Linked DNA regions of Homo sapiens: region 1 is linked to region 2. The links are chromatin contacts, found by Hi-C or POLR2A ChIA-PET in ENCODE. All regions are on one chromosome and are shown on one strand. The core of a region is the stretch at or near the end of the contact, and the rest is flanking DNA. Distances in the headings are between cores, read along the strand shown. Region 1 overlaps PPP3CA (protein phosphatase 3 catalytic subunit alpha). Region 2 overlaps PPP3CA (protein phosphatase 3 catalytic subunit alpha).

Region 1 (2,700 bases), core at 131-2,630, 140 kb before region 2:
ATTTAGAAACATCCAAGAAAATTTCCACCAAAAACTGTTTTATACTTGACCATGTTTTAGTGTTTTTAACACTGGACTTATGACCAGTTGTAACTACATTTTATAGTAAGAATGGCAACCATTTGTTACATAATCAAGATAAGTAATTTGTTAAGCAAAAACTTTTTTAGGGAGTTACCTTCTTTATCTGTATATATTAGAGTTTGACTAATGAAGATTTATTTTCAGCTGATAAGGTCAGCCAACTATGGTGACGTATCTGATTTGCTAGGTTTTTGCTCTGCCAAACCACCTTCTCAGAATTGTTTCGAAGGTAAAAGCTCCCAAATACTTGACATATGGCAGCTATTCTCATTTCAACACATTCTGTGTTTCAGTTCCTGCAGACCAGGAAAACTTAATCTGTAATCACAAGTGGAGCTAGGGCAAACATATCTTACCCTCAGACATTCAGGTTTTCCACGTAAGGTAGGGTCATTTGTATAAATACACTGTACCAACAGAATCTGTTTTTTTTTTTTTTTTTTGGTTCAAAGTGAAATTAGTGCAGTGATTAATCCCATTTTAGAGTCTTTGTTCAGCATGATTGAAGTTTAATGTTTTTGCTAGGAAAAATTACTTGGTGTTTTGATAGAGCTGTAACACCTACAATACCACCAGTAGCATTGGTTCTTGAGAGGAGACATAGCATGCATTCCCTCAGATATAATCCTTCAATAAATACTACTGAAGCAGCTCTCTACCAGGAAGGAAAACAGCACTCATCCTCATCCTCCCGTGGACTCACTGTTTTTGTCTTGCCTATTCTGTGCTGTAATTCTCACATCTTAACTAAAGGAGCTACCACAACTAAACAAACAGACAAAAAAAAATCAGAGTATACCTTCACAAAATAAGCAGTCTATATGAAATAAGGGAGTTGCATTTGGTTTTTTTGTCAGTAAGTCTGTAATGCTCGATATATCAACTTTCAGAATTACAGTAAGTCAGAGCAAAGAGAATGAAATCTGTAGCTCAGCTTGTTTATTTTTTTGGTTTGCTTCTGCTGAATTTTGTTTCCCCCAAGTCAGAATACGAGTCTTTTTGTGTTCTCTCTCTTCTCTTATTCTTCCGAGAAGTGAAGGTGGTGGGTGTACAGCCCATATTTGTTTACTTTTTCTGTAGCTCATATATCTATTATTACTGGTGGTTTCTTAGTGGAAATTTTTCTTTCACTCTCACTTTGGCTTTACCTCCAAGTGCTTTCTTCTCTTGGCTGCAATTGAGCACTATAATTTGTGGCTTTCCGGAGGGGGAGCCTTGGTGGTCAGGTGGAGGAGGCAGGCCACATTCCAAAAGTGGAGTGGTAGGTGTTCCAGACAGAGTGCTGATTCAAGAGTGAGTAGGGGTGTAGGGTGAAAGTTGGCTACTAATTCAAGCCTCACCTGAGGCAGTGTTGCTCAAACAGAAAAGTGCCCTCTCTAATTAGCTGCCCCCATATGCGCTTAGATTAATGACAGCCAACTAACTTAGAAACCCCTTCCAGAGTAAGCTAGCCAAACAATAGATGTTCCATGGACATGACAAAGAGCTAATTTTCTTGTGCTAAGGAATTTTTAGCTCTTGTATTTGTGGTGGACTGCCTCATCACCTAATGAAGGTGAAGTACATTCTCCATTTTAGGAGGCAGAGTTAAAACATTTTCCTCCTGTGGATGTCTGATTAGAAAAAAAAAAAATCTCCTACTTCACTGTACCTTTCCAGCAAGTCTTATCCTCTCAAAGCACTGTGTAAAGCTTTGAAATTAACTGGTTCAGTGAGTAGATTATATTTTGGTACTTTCCTATTTGTCCTTAAAAACATTTTCTGACTGTTGGATGTAAAAGAAGATATTAATGAAAGGTTGAAACTTCATTATCATTGATTCTTTTTAAACACCCCCCTCCATAACCTGCTGTTTTCTGCATTTGAAATAGGAAGATTGTGACAAATGATTTCATTCTGAAATTGCTGTTGAATAGAAAGTTTTGATATTATAACTCTCATTCAATTCAAAGGATATAGATTTCATTTACCTTTATATAAAAAATGGTGATAGTCATTTTTCCTCCATATTTGTACTCTGAAAGAAATATATTCTAGGCTTTCTCATCAGTTAGCCTGGCCTTAAATGAAATCATGGAAACAAATAATTCACATCTTAAGTATTTTTTCAGTTTTCTAGAAAACTTTATGATTAAAAGTTGCTAAGTTCATTTCACATTTTTCCCAAGGTGTGAAATACAATTCTGTAAAGACATTTCCATAAACAATAATTTATGGGGTCACACTGTGTGGTACTTTCAAAGTTATGTGGAAAGTGTTTCTTTTGATCTCCTCTGAAACATGTGACTGAAAGAATAATACCTTTTGTGGTCTCAAATATTTCAGTTTTCAGTCGTGAACTTTAAAATTCACATGAGCAAAAAGAAACACCGCCTGAAAACCAGGCAGTTTTTCTTCCCTAGATGCCCAGAAACATTTTGAGCCATTCCAAACCACTGGGATCATTTGCTCTGATTTCAGATAAGCAGAATAAAATAAACAAACTCTTGCCCATGTGGGAAGTGGTTCTGCTGTCTCTTGTTCTAACCCTGCAAAGCCTGAATGTCTCCCCAGCATCTTTGAATGGGTCTCATTGTTTATTTATTGTGCTTTTCACAAGTGCTTGTAACTGTACCC
Region 2 (2,700 bases), core at 34-2,533:
TCTAAGAAAAGTGCAGACATGTAGAGAAGAGATGCTAGGTGTGAGGTTGACCCAAGCATGGTGAACATTTTTTGGCAAATATGAAGGCAGTCTCCTGTTGTTATTTTTTTTTTTCACCTCTCACCCTACTTCCATGATATTCTTTCCCAGCCCTTAACTCCTTTCCAGTTAGTTAAATTCCATTTATTTATTTGTAGTAACATGCAAAATGTTTATTGCTTTTGCTTTTTAAATTCTGACTGATGCTCTCTGTTATGTAGTTAACTGTGGCTTTAGAATTACCAGGAAAAATTATAGCCTTGAGGGTCCAGGAGATTAAAGCCTAACATCTCAGGTACTTTGCAGTATATTCTGCCATTGGATCTCTATGGGAGATTTTCAACAAGAGTCAGGAGGAGTTTTTTTTTTCTTTTCTATGTAGTTTTATATAATTGTGGGAAAAAATGTCTTGATGCTCTAAATTACAGACTTTTGTGTTACTTGTTCTAAGGCCACTTTTCTTTTGTTATTTCAATTGGTAAGCCAAGAATCTTAAATTATTATCTGGGAGTAATTTAAGTCACTTTTGTATCTTGTGTTACAGCTGTTAATTGGACCACGTTTAAGATCAGCAAATGCTAGCAAATAAATACTGTATTTTATATGGAAAACTATAGAAATAGGGGAAATTTCCATAATTGTTAGCAGAGCCAAAAAACTTGGGCCTTGCCTGATAATTAGCTGCCTAAATTCAAAATATACTGCATGACACTTACTGTAAAATGAACAGTCTTTTCAGAATCAAAACTGACTCCCCAAATTTAAGAGGATAAAAATCACCAACATGTCTTAAAAGCATGGTTTGTAAATTATTTCTGAGTCAGCATTTTTTGAAGCCTCTTCTTACAGATTTCTCTAAGGTTGCAAAGTCATCACATAAGAGTCAGCAGTAAAAAAAAAAAGGCATTTACTTCTTCTGGTATATAACATTTGCATGCTCTACTTGCCTTTTAGCAGCTTATAATCAGATGCTGAAAACATATTCACCTATAGAACTGGGTAAAAATCAAACCCATAGGTAGGCATTTAATAACTGTCTCTTTCTTTAGGCCTGTTTCAGTTTATGTTGATCTCAAAGGATATTTAGCATATATGTGCCATTACCGTGATTGCTTTTCAGCTTTAGGATAAAAGTCAGAGTCTGACTGATGCTCCCCAGGGTTGCCACAGGTGGTTGGGCATGTCTGCACTACACGTCTCATGACATGGTAGCCTGGTAAATAGCGCCCTCTGGAGTACTGTAGGACATAGCCAGAGTGGTCATTTGTAGTAGCCTTGGGCATGCACACCATTCATTCTTGTCTTTGCTGCTGACTGAGCATCTTCTCTACGCACTGTGCTAAATCCATGTAGAAGGTAAAAGTGATGAATTTCACTTACGAGCTTTATTAGAATTTAGGTAATATATTCACTTTCCTAAATTGCCTATACATGATTACCATACTAGGCACTCAGTTTGATCTTCAGTGAACAGGCAAGGCTGGTTGTTGACCTTTGTATGTAGGTATAATTGCTTAACTGCTTATCTGTAGTTCCTGTTTGCAATTAATTGCCCTTGTGCAAAAGTGAGCGTCTCAATTTCCTGTTTGCATTTGTGACTGAAGTCTATGAAGTAGCTTTATTATTGTTTCATTCAGTACATATTATTGATCATCCAGCAAATAGGTATAAAGGGGAAGATAGAATTATAAAGAATTATAATTCTTATATCATTGCTTTAGAAGGCTAAGATGGTGGATTTAGCACATGTATCATCATATGTGTAAGCAGATACAAAAGACTGGTGTAAATTTCTGATATAATAAGAGGTCTTACTTGCTAGACATGTGGATAGTATGGCATAGCTCCTAAAAACTAATTTTTAAGGAGACGTATATATGGTCTTAATAGATATTATTCAGTTCAGTACCTGAACCTTTTTGCCATCAGCCAATTTTTAGTCTTTCTTTCATTGGACCTCCTGAGAAGTTGACACTCCCTCTTTCTTTCAATACTTTCTTCCCTTGGTTATCAGGATACCATGCTCACCTGCTTTTTCCTTAGTTTGTGGTCCTTTTTACTTAGTCTCCTTGGAGGTTCTTCTCCCTCTTAGAGTGTCCCACAATTTAGTCCTTAGACTTCCCTCCTCTATCTACATTCACTGCCTTTGGATATTTTCCCTATTGTCTTGTTCTAAAAATTGTCTTTTGTGAGATGATTCCTAAATATTCTCATCTTTAGCCCGGTCCTTTCCTCTGTCCAGTCTCATATTTCTAGTTATCTACTTTTCTCCATTTGCCTGTGTGAGACACACCTCAAATTTAAACATTTCCAAAGCCACACTTCTGACCTTCCTTCATAAATCTGTTCTTCCTACTTTGCCTTCCATCTTATTACACACAACTATATTCTTGACATCTCCTTTCTATTTTTTCTCCATCCTGTACACAGTCTGTCTGAAAGTTCTTTTAGCTCTGTCTTTAAACTATGCCTGGAATTTGATCACTTCTCCATTCCCTGTCTGCACTAGCCCTTCCACTACCTTGGCTGGATTATTGCAGTGGCCTCTATCTAAAGTGTTCTCTGGCTTCCCTCTGCCCCCATTCTCAACCCAGTGGTCAGTGTGATGCTGGTAAAACAGAAGTACCACCATACAGCCCTTCTGCTCACATCCCTCTAGGA

What was found. Hi-C counts contacts between places; a loop is a spot of excess contacts on that map. ChIA-PET counts read pairs that join two places held with the same protein, here RNA polymerase II (POLR2A). Pooled maps may share reads with other maps.
Region 1: a loop to region 2 is called in a pooled map, with 2.5 times the contacts of the local background. The contact joins two enhancer-like sites. A Hi-C loop is called at or near these places in 2 of 50 pooled maps. POLR2A ChIA-PET finds 5 or more read pairs at or near these places in 3 of 52 experiments (GM12878, OCI-LY7 and Panc1).

What each region holds. Positions count from the first base shown.
Region 1 is chr4:101,304,996-101,307,695 of GRCh38, reverse strand. All of the region lies in intron 1 of PPP3CA (protein phosphatase 3 catalytic subunit alpha), which reads left to right. Among named protein-coding and RNA genes, the nearest start is that of MIR1255A, 24 kb to the left of the region's middle. RefSeq lists an enhancer at 2,350-2,700. Within about 2 kb of position 1,380, at least 5 of the 41 ENCODE cell types and tissues checked have a DNase peak (open chromatin) inside an H3K27ac peak, as active enhancers do.
Region 2 is chr4:101,167,979-101,170,678 of GRCh38, reverse strand. The region is part of intron 2 of PPP3CA (protein phosphatase 3 catalytic subunit alpha); the gene reads left to right. Among named protein-coding and RNA genes, the nearest start is that of MIR8066, 72 kb to the left of the region's middle. Within about 2 kb of position 1,283, at least 2 of the 41 ENCODE cell types and tissues checked have a DNase peak (open chromatin) inside an H3K27ac peak, as active enhancers do.